Linked DNA regions of Mus musculus: region 2 is linked to region 1. Evidence: chromatin contacts called from ENCODE POLR2A ChIA-PET data. All regions are on one chromosome and are shown on one strand. Each heading gives the region's core, a stretch centred on a gene start or an enhancer-like site at or near the end of the contact. The rest is flanking DNA. Distances are from core to core; before and after follow the strand shown. Region 1 holds the start of Letm2 (leucine zipper-EF-hand containing transmembrane protein 2). Region 2 holds the start of Fgfr1 (fibroblast growth factor receptor 1).

The links. ChIA-PET counts read pairs that join two places held with the same protein, here RNA polymerase II (POLR2A).
Region 2: POLR2A ChIA-PET joins it to region 1 with 14 read pairs in embryonic stem cell. The contact joins the promoter of Fgfr1 here to the promoter of Letm2 in region 1. POLR2A ChIA-PET finds 5 or more read pairs at or near these places in 5 of 5 experiments (Patski and embryonic stem cell).

What each region holds. Positions count from the first base shown.
Region 1 is chr8:25,594,243-25,601,788 of GRCm38, reverse strand. Letm2 (leucine zipper-EF-hand containing transmembrane protein 2) reads left to right here and starts at 4,293. Exons shown (of 11, transcript NM_001364069.1): 1 at 4,293-4,514; 2 at 5,344-5,427. The coding sequence starts at 5,381. D830025C05Rik (a long non-coding RNA gene) reads right to left here and starts at 5,306. Exons shown (of 1, transcript XR_003947362.1): 1 at 2,582-5,306. It also overlaps a transcript of Nsd3 not described here.
Region 2 is chr8:25,516,681-25,523,799 of GRCm38, reverse strand. It overlaps Fgfr1 (fibroblast growth factor receptor 1), which reads right to left and starts at 5,041. Exons shown (of 18, transcript NM_010206.3): 1 at 4,371-5,041. Gm31288 (a long non-coding RNA gene) reads left to right here. Exons shown (of 3, transcript XR_003947368.1): 3 at 1-4,112. RefSeq lists promoters at 4,902-5,116, 4,902-5,876.

The sequences.
Region 1 (7,546 bases), core at 3,044-5,543:
GCCGGGGCAGTCTCCTTCCCCGGGAGAGAGACCGGTAGCCGCCAGTGTGCCCGGGGGTTGCCGGGCAGTCCGCGTCCAGCAACAGAAGGCACCCCGATCTCCCGGGCAGCCACTGGACCCGGTTGCCCTCTTCCTGCCCGCACCGGGGTACAGAGGCTTGTGGGTAGCCGGGAGGACGTCAGCGCGACTGCATCCCGGGCCGCGGGCCACAGCGAGGACTGCGGGCGGGTCACGTGCCCCGGCCCTGCGCTGCTCCGGGCCAGAGCTCCGCACTGAGTGACGTGGGGATATTTGTCCCAGAGCGATCACCGGAGAGTGAGAGGAAGGGAGGCAGTCCTCTGCAAACCCCTTGCCCTTCCCATTCTAGGAAATACGAGTGATCCAGTGACAGGGCCGGGTAAACAGTCTTGAAGGGGTGTGCAGATGTAGTTTCTTGGGGCCTGGTAATTACTTAGAAGGTCCAACCCAGAAACGAGAACTTACAAAGGAAACATACGTAGCCATCAAATGAGGAAACCGATACACTCTTGCTTTCTGTTCTGAGAATTACCGAACCCTGTCACTACAAAGTGTCAACCTCCAGTCGGGCGTGGTGGTGCACGCCTTTTATCACAGCACTCCGGAGGCAGATTTCTGAGTTCGAGGCCAGCCTGGTCTACAAAGTGAGTTCCAGGACAGCCAGGGCTATACAGTGAAACCCTGTCTCGAAAAACAAACAAACAAACAAAACAAAACAAAAAAAGTGTCAACCTCCTCTCCATAGAGACTACATTTGCTACCATTAAAGGAAATTTCCTGATGTGTTTCAAATACCACCTCAGAATTTTTTGTTTTTTTTTTTTTTGGTTTTTTTTTTGTTGTTGTTGTTGTTTTTGTTTTGTTTTTCGAGACATTGTTTCTCTGTATAGCCCTGGCTGTCCTGGAACTAACTCACTTTGTAGACCAGGCTGGCCTCAAACTCAGAAATCCGCCTGCCTCTGCCTCCCAAATGCTGGGATTAAGGCATGCGCCACCACGCCCGGCGGGTTTTTTGTTTTTTGTTTTGTTTTGGTCTTTTCGAGACAGGGTTTCTCTGTGTATCCCTGGCTATCCTGGAACTCACTCTGTAGACCAGGCTGGCCTTGAACTCAGAAATCCACCTGCCCCTGACTCCCAAGTGCTGGGATTAAAGGCATGCACCACCACTGCCCTGCCTCAGAACTGTTTTTAATATTTTATATTTTTATGTTTATCAGTGTTTTGCTCACATATATATCTGTGTGCCTTGTGCATGCCATGTCCCCGAAAAGGTCAAAAAAAGGTGTCAGATCTACTGGAACTGGTGTTATGGATGGTTGTGAGCAACCTCTTGGGTGCTAGGAATCAAACCCTTGCACTCAGCAAGAACAAGTGCTCTTAACCATTGATCCATCTCTCCAGCCCACCTCCTCAGAATTTTAGAAAAATCTCTGCAGTTCACTGATTTTAATGGGCACTCATACTAAAAGTGATCATGAAAATAATTCCATTGATGATATTATCATTATTATTATTATTTTGGTTTGGTCTCTATTTTGGTTTTTGGAGACAGAATTTCTCTGTGTAACAGTCCTGGATGTCCTGGAGTAATTCCCTTTGTAGACCAGGCTGGCTTTGAACTCAGAGATCCACCTGCCTCCCTAGTGCTTGGATCAAAGGCATGCACCACAATTGCCCTGAAAAGTCTTTTTTTTTTTTTTTTTTTTTTTTGAGACAGGGTCCCTGGCTGTTCAACTTCCTGTGAAGACCAGGTTGGCCTCAACCTAATATAATTTCTGCCTCTGCCTGCCAAGTGCTATAATTAAAGTGTGTGCCACCATGCACAGGAACAATAGTGTTGATTTTTGTGTTATTTTGTGTGTGTGCAAATATGAGAGGAGTGCTTGTGGGAGCTAGCTCCAGACTTGCACCGTATTACAGGGCTTGAACTCCCATCATCAGTGGCACTGCAAGCACCTTTTCAGATGAGCTACCTCCTTAGACCACTTTACTGTTCATCTGTTAAGTCTTGTTAGACCCAGAAATCCTCCTTCCCCAATTTACCCACACATAATACTTTATGTTTCCATCATCTAACCTATTCTGAGGTTCAAACCATGCTTACTCTTTTCAATAGCAAACGAGCAAACAGCTTATCAAGACAGAAGCAGAAGAGGTTTCTCCAGGTTATGGTGGTAAAAATATATTCAATTTATCCTAAACACCAAATTGTCAAACCTGATAAAGTATACAAACCTGGAGAAAGTATTCATTGCTTTGAACAAATGGGTCTCATCAGGGTTCTTATCCCCCCAACCCTTCTTAAAAGAACTGGATTGTTAACTTGTGACCAGATTAAAAAATCTTCTTTATGTTTCAAATACTGGGTATGGGATAGTTCATCTGGCTTTTAAATAATACATTTTACTGTACCTGCTTGTAAGTGAATATAATTCATGGATAAGAATTTTTCCATAAGATATTTCATTGTAAAATGATAAGAATGTTTTTGCATTTGACAAATATTAAAATAATTACTGTAGAGCTTGGAATTATCAGAGCGAGAAAACAAGGAGAGGGAAGCTTTAGCATGGGACATAATCTCTTTATTATGGGACATAATAAGCTCTTTAATCAGGAGCCAGGAGGATCTCAGTGAGTTCGAGACTAGCCTGGTCTACACAGTGAGTTCCAGGCCAGCCAGGGCTACATGGTGAGACCCTGTCTCAAGGCGGGGAAGGAGGAGTTAAGTTTTGTAAATTTCAATTCTTTATGATCAGACTGTGAAACAGAACCCCTAGTGGAAAATTGCCTGACATGCACAAAGGGACCCCTAGTGGCCAAACTGAAAAGTTTTGCTTATTTTAAGTAGTCCATTCGGTTAGTTGAAATATACTTTTTTTTTTTTTTTTTTTTTTAGGATTAAAAACGGCCTCCATTTCTTTTTTTCTTTTCTTTTTTAGTTCTTTTGAAACAGGATCCCACTGTGTAGCCCTGGCTGTCTTGGAACTCACTTTGTAGACCAGAGTGACCTTGAGCTCACACAGATCTGCCAGTCTTGTCTATTAAGTACTGGCATAAAAGGCATGCACTACCATGCCCAGCCCTCAAAACTTATTCTATTTTGTACAGCTCATAATTTTATCATCAGAGTTCTCAGAAAAGTTGAAGAAAGCTCGAGCCAGGCATGGTGGTGCACACATTTAAATCTGAGCAATTTAGAGGACCAGGCAAATGAATCTCTGTGAGTTCAAGGCAAGCCTGGTCTACATAACGAGTTCTGGGCCAGCCAGGCCTACATCGTGAAACCCTGTCTCTAAATAAATAAATAAGCAAGCAAACTAAAATATAGAGTCAAAGATGGCTGCAGTGGTACACACTTGTAACTAAGCACTGGGGAGGCAGGCAGGTGGTTCAAGGGTTCAAGACCACTTTCTGCTACTACCTATTGAGTTCCAGCCCAGCCCGTGTTACATAAGAACCCCGCAAAATAAAAAGAAATTGAAAAAAAAAAAAACAGATAAATAGGAACAAGAATGCTTTCAGAACTTTAACTTTCCCAAGATGGCTAGTTGCCCGCCCTAGGAACGTAAACGTCCTCAAACCCACAATGCCTATCTTATTTAACAAGTACTCTAGAATATATTTTTGAATGTTGAGATTTCTACACAACTAATGATAAGCGACAACATGAAACCATTTTTTAAAGAGAAAAATCAAATTCCGTATGAAGATTTCAGAAGCATTCCAGCCTTCGACCCCGCAGAAGAAAGGTTTTTTTTTTTTTTTTTTTTTTTTTTCTCAGTGCTGCCCCTCTGCCACCAGGACCTCACAACCTCCTTCGCCAACCCAAGACCTCTAGGCAGTTTCGGAGACTAAAGGGTGAGGAACGGAATCATCAAAGTGATGTCATCAGTGACTCCAATTTGGGTTACAAAGGCTACTATCAGACCTTACTCTGGTAGGGCCTCCATTCAAGGAGTTCTCGAGGAGTTGGCTAGACTACAGAATGTGGGCAGGCAGGGGGGGGGGGGGGACGCAGCTTTGGTCCTGTAGTACAGACGCTGCCTCAACTAACTCCGACCCAGAAGTGACTTCGCGGGCTCGTGCGGGGGACCTTGTTGCCTTCCGCGCGGCTGCCGTGAAGGACGCGAGCCAGTCCCAGGATTTGAGAGCTCATTGGATGGTAGTGGCGTCACTCGGAGTGACGTCACAGGGCGAGGCGCAGGAGGTGGAACCATGGAGACTGGGCTTCCGGCCCCTTTAGCGTGGGGGCGGGGAGGAATTGGGAAGGTAGGGTTGGGGCCTTAGTCACCTCGCAGCGGACAAGGGCTCCCTCGGCGTCTCCCGTCAACCCCGATCTCTCCCCTAAACTTTGGACATTCTCCCCTACGGTGTACCTGACCCCACTCCAACAATCCCCAGACCCACCGCAGTCCTCCCCACTTTCCGCGGAGACTACCGGCCGAGAGCCGAGGGCGCCTTTTGCACCGGTGCGGCGAGCGCGGGGTGCAGAGGTAACCCCGCAGCGCTGGGCGTGGGGTTCCCCCGAAACGCCGGGCAGACTGCCTGGGAGTGGCCCGTAGCCCCGGGGCCAAGGGCTGGGGAGCCTCCGCAACAGGCCCGGCCTCCCTCCGGAGGAGCGCTGTCCGCGGTGGGGCTGGTTTCCGAGGTGCTGTGCCCGGTTCGCGATGTTTACTTTTTAGCTGAGGTTTCCATAGGGTGGGGTTGAGGGCCTGGGGAACCTCCTTCCGGCACGATTGCGAGATCGCAGTGTTATGCCAGTAGCTGAGAAGCGGCTCGGGGTGGAGAACGGTTTTAGTTAAAGGTACAGAGCTTAGTTCGGACTCTGGAGATTCTGCATCTGCGCTTGAGCCTTTAGTAGATACCATTATGTCTTCGCTGTTCCCACATGAAATTAGTGAGAACTTTTAGACTTTTGGGTTGGTGGTAAATGAATCCAGGGTGCTTACTTTCTACTTGTATTTTCTGGTTACAGATAAAGATGTCTTTCTCCTTTTAACCGTCGCAGCAGATTATTAGACACTATTGACCAGAAATTTAAAAAATTAAAAAAAAAAAAGCCTTTGGAGGCCACATCGTCTTCAGGATCATCTTCTTAGAACCCATTTCTGTGTGTTTGGATCGAAAAAGTACCATTTTCAAATCCAGAGCTAAGAAAATACTGAGGCTTTTGTAAATGAACTTGAAGGAAATTTTACACCTTGAATATGCAAATCTCTCTCTTTGCCTTAGTTTTTCTTAAAAAAAAAAAAAAACCACCTAAATTCTCATGTTTAATTGATTCCTTTTTAAAATACTAAATTGTTTGCTTCTTTTGCCTAGGTCTCTGTGTTGGTTAGTTGAAACAAAAAAAATAAACATGGCCTTCTACAGTTATAATTCATTCTTAGCTATTTTCTGGACAAGGTAAGGCTTGGAGTTTCCCACAAAAAAAAATGTATATAAACTCATGCATCTATATGAAAAACATGTGTTGTAAAAGACGTGGTGACAAATGCGTTTAGTCCCAGCACTCAGGAGACAGAGGCAGGCTGGTCTCTGAGTTCAAGGCCAGCCTGGGCTACATATCAAGACCGTCTCAAAAATATACATAAATAAATAAAGGAAGTAACCAACAAAACAAAAAGATTGGCTTAGTACAGAAAACCTTGCTGAGTTTTCAATACATTTCAAGGAAGAACATATTTTAATTTGAACTGCTTTAGAATGTAAGCTGAGTAATTTTGGAAATACATGATAGAGGAAAATAGATGAGACAGTTTTAGAGTGGCATTTCTGTTATTGATGAAGATTACACGAGGACCTCAGGTGTAAGGAAAAGTAAAATGGCTCTTAAACAAGCTTAGCCCAGGACATGTTCCAGTCTAAGGTCCCTTGTCATCTCACTTGTGCATTCAGAAGATTAACTGAACACTCACCACTTGCCACATTCATTGTATATTTTTCCTTTTGTCCATTTATAGGCTATATTTTGATATGTTTAAAAATTGCATTAAAGAATGGGAAAAGGCCATCCTTTAGCCAAGAACAACAACAAAAATCTCCCCTTCTCTCTTTCTTTTTTCTTTCTCTTTCTTTTTTCTTCCTTCCTTCCTTCCTTCCTTCCTTCCTTCCTTCCTTTCTTTTTCTTTTTGTTTGTCTTGGGGTTTTGTTTTTGTTGTTTGTTTTGTATCTATGTCCTGGAACTCACTCTAGACCAAGGTGGCCTCCAACTCAGGCATCTGCCCACTTCTGCTCCTGAGTGCTGGGTTTAAAGGTGTGCACCACTCTTGACTGACTGGCTGCTTGGTGCTATCTCTACTTGGCTGTGTTTTATTTATGTTCTAGCTTAACTACAGGATTAGAATATAAAAACCATTGGTCGAAGTGCTCAATTCTAATTCCTATTTTTCAAAGTCTCTTGAGTAATTTCAGGGAGATTATATTTCATCCCTTTGAGGGAATCTATAGACACATGGACAAAACAGTATCACCTGATTGGTTAATCCTCACAGGGACTATGAAGTTGTTTCATCAAAATGTTCTTGGTTGTCAGTAGAGTAGCTAACAGTCAGAGCTTCGGCTACTTTATGAGAGTAGAGACAGTACTGTCATATCATCCCTGACAGAAATATGTTTTTGAATAGATACTTTTTCTAATAAGACATTTTAAATCTTTTTGTTGCTTAACTACTCAAAAAGAGCATGCCCCTGACACCCTTTTGGAGATCACAGGGCATCTTATGAAAGTCAGTTCTATCCTTCTACCATCCGGGTCCCAAGGATTTAACCAGGGTTTGACAGCAAGTGCTTTTACACCCTTGAACTATCTCACTGGCCACTAGATGTTTACATTAATAGTTTCAGAACTTGGAACTTGCTATAGCAAATTACTCTTCAGAATTAACTTACTGATATTTTTCATAAGAATATGTTCAATGATTGAGCACAACTCAGCTATTTGAACACTTGCCTAGCATATGTGAACTTTTTTTTTTTTTTTTGGCTTTGGTTCCCAGTATAGTTTTAATGGTGCACACCTTAATCTCAGCAGTAGGGAGGCAGAGGCAGTCAGATCTCTGAATTCCAAGCCAGCCTGGTCTACCAGCAAGTTCCAGGAGAGCCAGGGCTATATAAGCCCTGTCTCAATGTCAGTTTAAAAAAGAAAAAAGTTAGCCAGGCGTGGTGACACACGCCTTTAATCCCAGCACTCTGGAGGCAGAGGCAGGCGGATTTCTGAGTTCGAGGCCAGCCTGGTCTACAAAGTGGCTTCCAGGACAGCCAGGGCTATACAGAGAAACCCTGTCTCGAAAAACCAAAAAAACAAAAACAAAAAAAAAAAAAAAAAAAAAAGAAAAAAGTTGTATTTCTGGCTGGGGGTAGAGGAGGCTTGTAGCTCAATGATAGAGTACATTCTCAGGAAGTATATAAGGTCCTGGGTTGATGCCCAGCAACATACAAGTACACACACACACACACACACACAATTGTATTTCATTCATTAATAAACATCAGTTACTTATATTCTAGCCTAATTGTCTTGTTT
Region 2 (7,119 bases), core at 3,792-6,291, 79 kb after region 1:
ACTCAGGAGGCTCCAGCAGGAGTATCTCAAGCTGCTGGCCTTGAGGGCTATGAAAACCAGACTCAAAAAAAAAAAAAAAACCAAACAAACAAACAAACAAACAGGGACTGGAGAGATGGCTCAGCAGATAGAAGTACCTGCTGCTCTTAAAGAGACTAACTGGGTCTAGTCCCTAGCAGCACCAGGTGTCTCGAAACCATTTGTAACTCTAGTTTCAGGGGACCTAACACCACCCCCTTCTAAATGCATCAGGGGTCAGAAATGCGTGTGATCCGCATACATACATGTAGACCTAAATCTAAAAAACAAACAAACAGTAACAAGAACACAGCGAGTGAAACAACGGCTTAGCTGCTGAAGACAGGACATAACACAGGTGTCCAGTGTTACCAGTGTAATCTTGGAATTCCTTACTCGGGTGAACATTATTTAAATTTCCAGGCTTGGGGGCTGGGGGACTGGGGCTTCTTCTTGGAGGAATGGTAGTAAGCTAAGAATTTCTATTTAAGGCCAATGCAAACTTGGGGTGGGGTGTGTGTGTGTGTGAATTAGGGGTGGGGGGCAATATCCTAAGTCATATGAGGCACTTAATCCCTCCCTCTGGAAACACCAGCACCTTTTCTAAAGTTCCACACCTGGCCTCCTCCCGGTGCATTCAGACCCTTTCCAGAACCCTGGAGAAGGGGAGACTTGCAATACAAATTTCCCAAGAGGAAATGAAACTCCTCCCAAGTGACAGGAGTGTGGCCTTTTCACAAGACATCACAGTCCATCCAAACTGCTCTTCCTCCTGTAGCTCAGGCCCAGACTTTCCAGGAAGGAAACAAGGTCGTCAGGAGGTCCAAGCCAGCTTCAAACTCAGCATGCAGGATGACCTTGAACTGGGGCTCCTCAGACTTCTACCCAGAGGCACGGAGGTCATCAAGATGACAGGTGTTACCCTTCAACAGCCATTTTGATCAAAGAGATTACAAAAATTGGAGCAAGAAAAGAGCCTTTGGGGCCAGCAAGATAGCTCAGCAGGTAAAGAAGGGGAGGGATTGCAGCTAAACTTGATCTCTTAGATCCAACCCACATAGTGGGAGAAAACCAAATTCCTTTTTATTTTATTTTACACATATATGGTGTGTGTGGATATGTGCATGCCAGTGCAGGTGTCTTCAGAGACAGTACCTTTCCTGTGAACTGCCTGAGGTGCATGCTGGGAATTGAACCTGCGTCCTCTGGAAGAGCAGCCAGTGCTCTTAACGGCTGAGCCATCTCTCCAGCCAGAGGAACCACTTCCTGCAACCTATTCTCTGATCTCCACTGGAGCACTGGGGTGCCCACATAAATAGATGAGTAGATAAATGTGATTTTAATAAGGAAAAAAAAAATGAACGTGAAATAAAAAAAACATTCAGAGACACTAGTTGCTAAGGCCCAAGTTTCTTTCTTTCTTTCTTTCTTTCTTTCTTTCTTTCTTTCTTTTTTCTGGAACAAGCTTTTAAGAGCCGTGCATGGGGTAAGTATCACAAATAAGCAAAGAGAGGATGGCTATCAGTGCACTCCGTGGATTGTCTTGGTCTCCAAGGTTGGTGTCTTGCCTACGCAATGCTCCATTCAATTCCCTCATCTGGAGTCCACTCTGAAGTCAGCTAGCTGGGGTTTAGGGTGGCAATATGTATTCTAATAGGTGAGAAGATGGTGATAAGTGTGCCGCTCCTCTGTTTCTTCAGCCCCTCGGCTTCACTTGCTATTCAAAGGACACTGACTTAACCTTCCACCATTGCTTCACGGCCTGGGGCCAAGGAAAACAACCCTCTCAAGACTATATACCATGGGGCCAAAGGAAGCAGTTCCTCCAACCTCCCATTGTGAATGAAAATACCCCTGAAACTCATATTGGAAATACACACGGCTCTCAATCCACTGCTCCTCACTGAAAAGCTGACGTTCAGCTATGACTAAGGGTAAACGCAACATATTTTAAGTAGCTTGTCACTGATGAAGTGTGTAACTGTTCCGGCTGGAACCGAGCCCCAGACAGCAACTCAGGGTCCCCAAACACCCAGCACTCTGGGGTCATCTGGGTCCCCAGAGTGTGTCCCAACTGGGGAAATATGTAAACAAGCCATTAGGGAGGGAGGCAAGCCATCAGCACAGTTGACGGGTATTAGTCGAGCTGAGCCGTTGGCCTTAGGTCACTGAAAGGAAGAGACACCACCCCAGCGTGGGGGTAATTGGCTAGACCTTGGCAGGTCCCAGGGGCCAGCTACTTAGCTTTAAAAGAAGCCCCAGAGAGGAGGAAACCCAGAGCCTGGCCAAGGGAGGAAGACTGGCCACTTTTTGCTCAACCATCTCAGGGCAATGGTTCTACAATTTAGATACTATTCCAAAAAAAGCAATGGTCCGGAGGTGCAAAGACCAGAGCACATCTGGGAAGGAAACAGTCACCTTAATTACCATGTCTAGGGAAAGTGCGATTTCATTACAGCCTCCAAAACTACCGCCCTAAGAAGGAAACCAGAGAAGTGTTTTCAATTTAAAAGACTGGAGAGGGTGAGAGGCACCGGCAAACTATACCCACCCAGCCGCTAACTTTGGATGGACCCTTAGGATGTTTTGTTGCCCCCCCCCCTTCCAAAAGAATGGACATTCCATCCCTGGCCCTGTAGTTATTGTTTAAACGGCAAAAACACTCCATTTTAAGCTTCTGAGGGCTGCAACCCAGGAAACTCACTGAAAACACAAGGTCCCTCTGGCAGTTACAGCACCAGGTATCGCACTCTACTCCCCAAATGGAGGACGGAACACCCCCCCCCAAGATGGACTTGGACGCGTGGCGATAGGTGGGCCCGCGGTGTCCACATGAGACAGATGCTCCAACTATAATTAAAGGGAGAGGCGATACTTGGTTCCAGGACACGTCAGGGCCAAGTTTGGCCCAGACCCACCGACCAAGGCCACCTCTAGTAAGCAAGCGGCTCCCAAGAGGGTCCAGAGATTCTTAAACACCGCCCCCCCCCCGCACTCCCCCCCCCCCCATCGTCGGCCACCAGCAAGAGAGTGAAGGAATCCAAAATCACTTTGGGATCTATAACTTGCTTTTCTCTTCCAATCCCAAAGCCTCTGCTCCACGTCTCAAGAAATGTTAAGGGGTGGTGGTGGCGGTGGTGCTAAAGAATCTCAGTTTTAATTTAGGAGGGGGAGGGGAGGAAGAGGGATGTTTAATAATGTGGCTGCGGTGTACCCGTGTAGGGTGAAACGGAACCAGATGCGGCAGCTACATCTGGGAAATGGGGGGTGGGGTGGGGGAGAAAAACGCCGTCGAAATGCTTTGCAAATGAGTTAATAGCTTCTACTAGGCCCAGAGAAAGAGAACTCCCTCCTGCACTCCCAAGGTGTCCAGCTGCCTCACTGGGTGGGTAACTGTTTATTACAAACCCCATCTATATATTTAAAAAGTCAGTAAATTCCTCTAAAAATATGAGTACTAGGTTGTCTTACCCCGCCGGAGACACTACAAGAGGAGGCACAGGAGGTGTGGAGAGGGGGTCTGGGCCAGAGAAGCAACAAGCGGGCAGAAGAGGGCTCCTCCGCACCGGACAAGTTCTCCTCATTTCCTCCACTTCCCAGAACGATCCAGACCCCGAGACCCCCCACCCCCCGCTTCTCCAGACCCCTTCAAGAGTCCTCTAGGTCTAAGATAAAATAGAACATTACCACCACCACCACCATCACCCCTCAAAAGGGGGGGGAATCTTTGCTCGCTCTCCGCTAAAGCCGATTCAGCCATTTGGTGACGACACCTCCTTCAAACCTATTCCAAGACAAGCTAGCCTTCCCCGCCACTTCCTTTCCTCTTCAACCCCCCAACCTGGACCCCAGACTTGCCCGGAGGTAGGAAAACACTTGAAAAGATCCCAGATGTAGGGTGTTGAGCTTAAAGCCACCGGCTGAAACGGGGTGAATCCGCAAGAGGACCAAAAGATAGATGATGTACACACACACACACACACACACACACCCTCCATCTCCCGGCCCATTCCCGCCCTCCTCCCCAGTAGGGAACACACAGCTTCCGCCGCCTTCTCCTGGGCCAAGAGGGTCGGGGTCTGGACTCGGAGCGCAGCAGCCTCCTCGCTAGCTCCGGAGCGCGAGTTGGCGGAAAAGTTAGGCAGCGGGCAGCAGCAGCGGGCCCAGCGCGCGGGGAGGGGGCGCGGGCAGCGACACTGGCCGAGGGAGGAGGGACAGGGGCGCCGGGGAGGGAGCGGAGTCGGGGGTGGGGTGGGGGATTGGAGGAGGGAGGCGCGGGCTGCGACTGGCGAAGCGCGGGGGCCGCTCGGGACGCCCAGCCAGCCGGCTCTGCGGGCGCCGGCGACTCTTACCTCACTTGGCGCTGCGGTCCCGCCTCTGGAGAGCTCGCCGTGGCGCGGCGGGTGTCTGTGTCTTGCGCTCCCGCCGCTCGTCTCCGGGCTCCGTTCAGATCCTGATGGGGTCTCGAGGGCTCCGCGGCCGAGGCACGACTCCCGGCGGCACTCCGAGCCGGGCGCCTCCAGCCCGGGCGGGAACAATGGAGCCGAAGCTGGTGCCCCGGAGGCGGGGCGGGGGGGAGGGCTCGGGTCCGCCGCCCGGGGTCCCCAGATCGTGCGCCCCCCGCTCTCCAGTACGCAGCGGCGGCGGTGGCGGCGTCTCAGGCTTCTGGCAGCCCGAGTTCCATCACCCCTCCTGGGGCTCCGGCGTGCATTGACTGCAGCACGGCTGTGGTGCGCCCCTGGGACCTGAGAAAAGTCCTCGGTCTCCGCTGCTTTTCCAGCTGCGGCGCGCGCTCGCGGCCGGGAAAGGCGAGGTCGCCGCAATGCGCTAAGCACAGTCTCAGTCCAGTCCGGACGTCTCGGCCCCGCTTCCCTGCGCAGCCCGGGTCCTCTGCACGCAGCGGCTGCACCAGGGTTCCGGCTCCCGTTCCGCGCCGCCCGCAGCGGAGAGCCCCGCCAAAGTACCCGCAGGAGCGCTCCGAGCGCTGTGCGCCGGCGAGGCGCGAGGGCTCGCTCTCTCACTCCCACCCGGCGCTAGTCCCACCTCCTCCTCCTCCCCTTGCAGTTGCCTGCTGGGCCTTGTAGTTCTCAAGCTGCAGCCCCGGAGAAGCCTGGAGCGAGCAGAACTGCTCTACAGTCTGGTCTAACTTGAGTTTTCGCCTGGAGGGCGCCCGAATTTCAGACTGTGTGTAGATCAGCGATTTGGGGACAGGAGTGGAGGGTGGGGAGGGGCGGGTGCCTGGCTATAATTTTGAGGTTGCACTGGGCAACTTGGTCTTTGGTTATCTCTGTGCCTTGGGGTATGATTTTCGTGCTCTAAATCTCGGTTTTCCCGTCTCTAAAAGGAATAAATAGGACCCTCACATAGCTTACAATATACGAACTGTTTTTATTGATGGATCGGTTGACTTTCCCCCTCAGACCCTTTCCTTGGATCTCAACTTTCCCCAGCCACATAATTTAGGTTTTGTGGTTCACGCTGGAATGGACCCTGCAAATTCTACAGTGCTGTTCATGGTAGCCTTAGAAATCACCAGCTTTCAGGAAGCAACCGAAGAGAGGAGGGGTTTTTGTTTTTTTTTTTTTTCGGATGGGGGGGGATGTTTGTTTACTTGCTTGCTTGTTTTGTTTTGTTTGCCTTAGGAATTAATCAGAGTCAAACCAGAGCCTCCACAGTATACTATGAACCTCAAAGAAAATCGCTGAAATGCCCTTCCCACCAGGTCCCTCCACAGAGATGTTAATCTGTGGCTCTTTAATCCAATGAGTCCAGTGGACGTGAATCATATTGAGATTGTTAAAAAATAAAAATTTTTGATCCTGCTTGGACATGAGAAATCCCGATGTTTTGATGAAGCATGCTAACAATTCTGAGACAGCCAGTGGGGCCTTCGCCTCGTTGCAGGAGCTCACTTTCCAGCAGTCTAAAATGATGATGTACATATGCAATCCTAGCCCTGGAGGGTCAGAGACTTAAGATCACCGTTGGCCACATAGGGACTGAGACGACAGCCTGTGCTTACAGACCCTGTCTCAAACAAATCAAACACAGGGGTTGGCGATGCAGCTTTGACAAAGGCAAAGACAGTGCTTTGATTCCAGCACACTCTAGACCTGACTAGGTGGTTGGTACCTGTTGGTTTGCTGCATAGCAGTGGGGTGGGGGCTCTGCAAATTTTCCTGGTGACTGTGATGTGATGTCTACTTGGGGACCACTGGAAGGGTGGAATATGTCACACTAGGTGTGAATTCCACCACTCAAAGACTTTGGGCATGTCACGAATCTGATAAGATCTAGTCCCTCTATGGGTCTCCCCCATGAGAAGCAGACTGAATGAATGTAAGTGTGCCAAAAGGGTCACACATGTGAAAGCCATCATGAGGGGGACTGTTCTATTCCGCTTCCACAGAGCAAGCCATGACAGCTTGAATACCAAACAATCCAACTCTTCCCTCCACATTGAAGACTAAGAGTTTCTAAGACAGTTTTCTATGTGACCACCAGGTGAAAAAATGGGAAGCTACGGAGATATTATCACATTTGTTTATCTCCAGTAAAGGGTGGAGGAAAAAGAAGAAGGGCTATTGATGAGTTTATTGGTGTATTATTGGTTTATTGGGTTGGTTTTTGTTTGTTTGTTTTGTCTTTGCTTTTAGAGATAGTCTTATGCTGTAGCCCAGGGTAGCCTCAGACTCAAGGACTCTCCCACCTTTTGCCTCTTGCCTCCTGAGACAACAGTTTGTAAGACACCACCACACCCACCAAAGCTTAATGTTTAGCTGAGTGTGCTTAGCATATACAAAATGATCTGGGTTCAGATTTGGAGGAGGGGTAAAGAGAGAATACATTTATTGAGTGCCTAGGAAGTAAATATTCAGGAAGTATTTTTGAACAAAAAAATAAAATAAAAACCAGAAATGACTCTGTGGAATAAATGAACACCAGCTAATATTTAAGAGTTATTACCCACATAGCAATATCCTTGCCCTGTTCAGTCCCTTGGCTTTTAGTCTGGTCCCAATTATTCTTTCATAGAAGCTACCAAACAGCCTTCTCTGCCTCGGCCCAGCCACCTGGAGGTGTTTCTGCCTCCCACTGTAT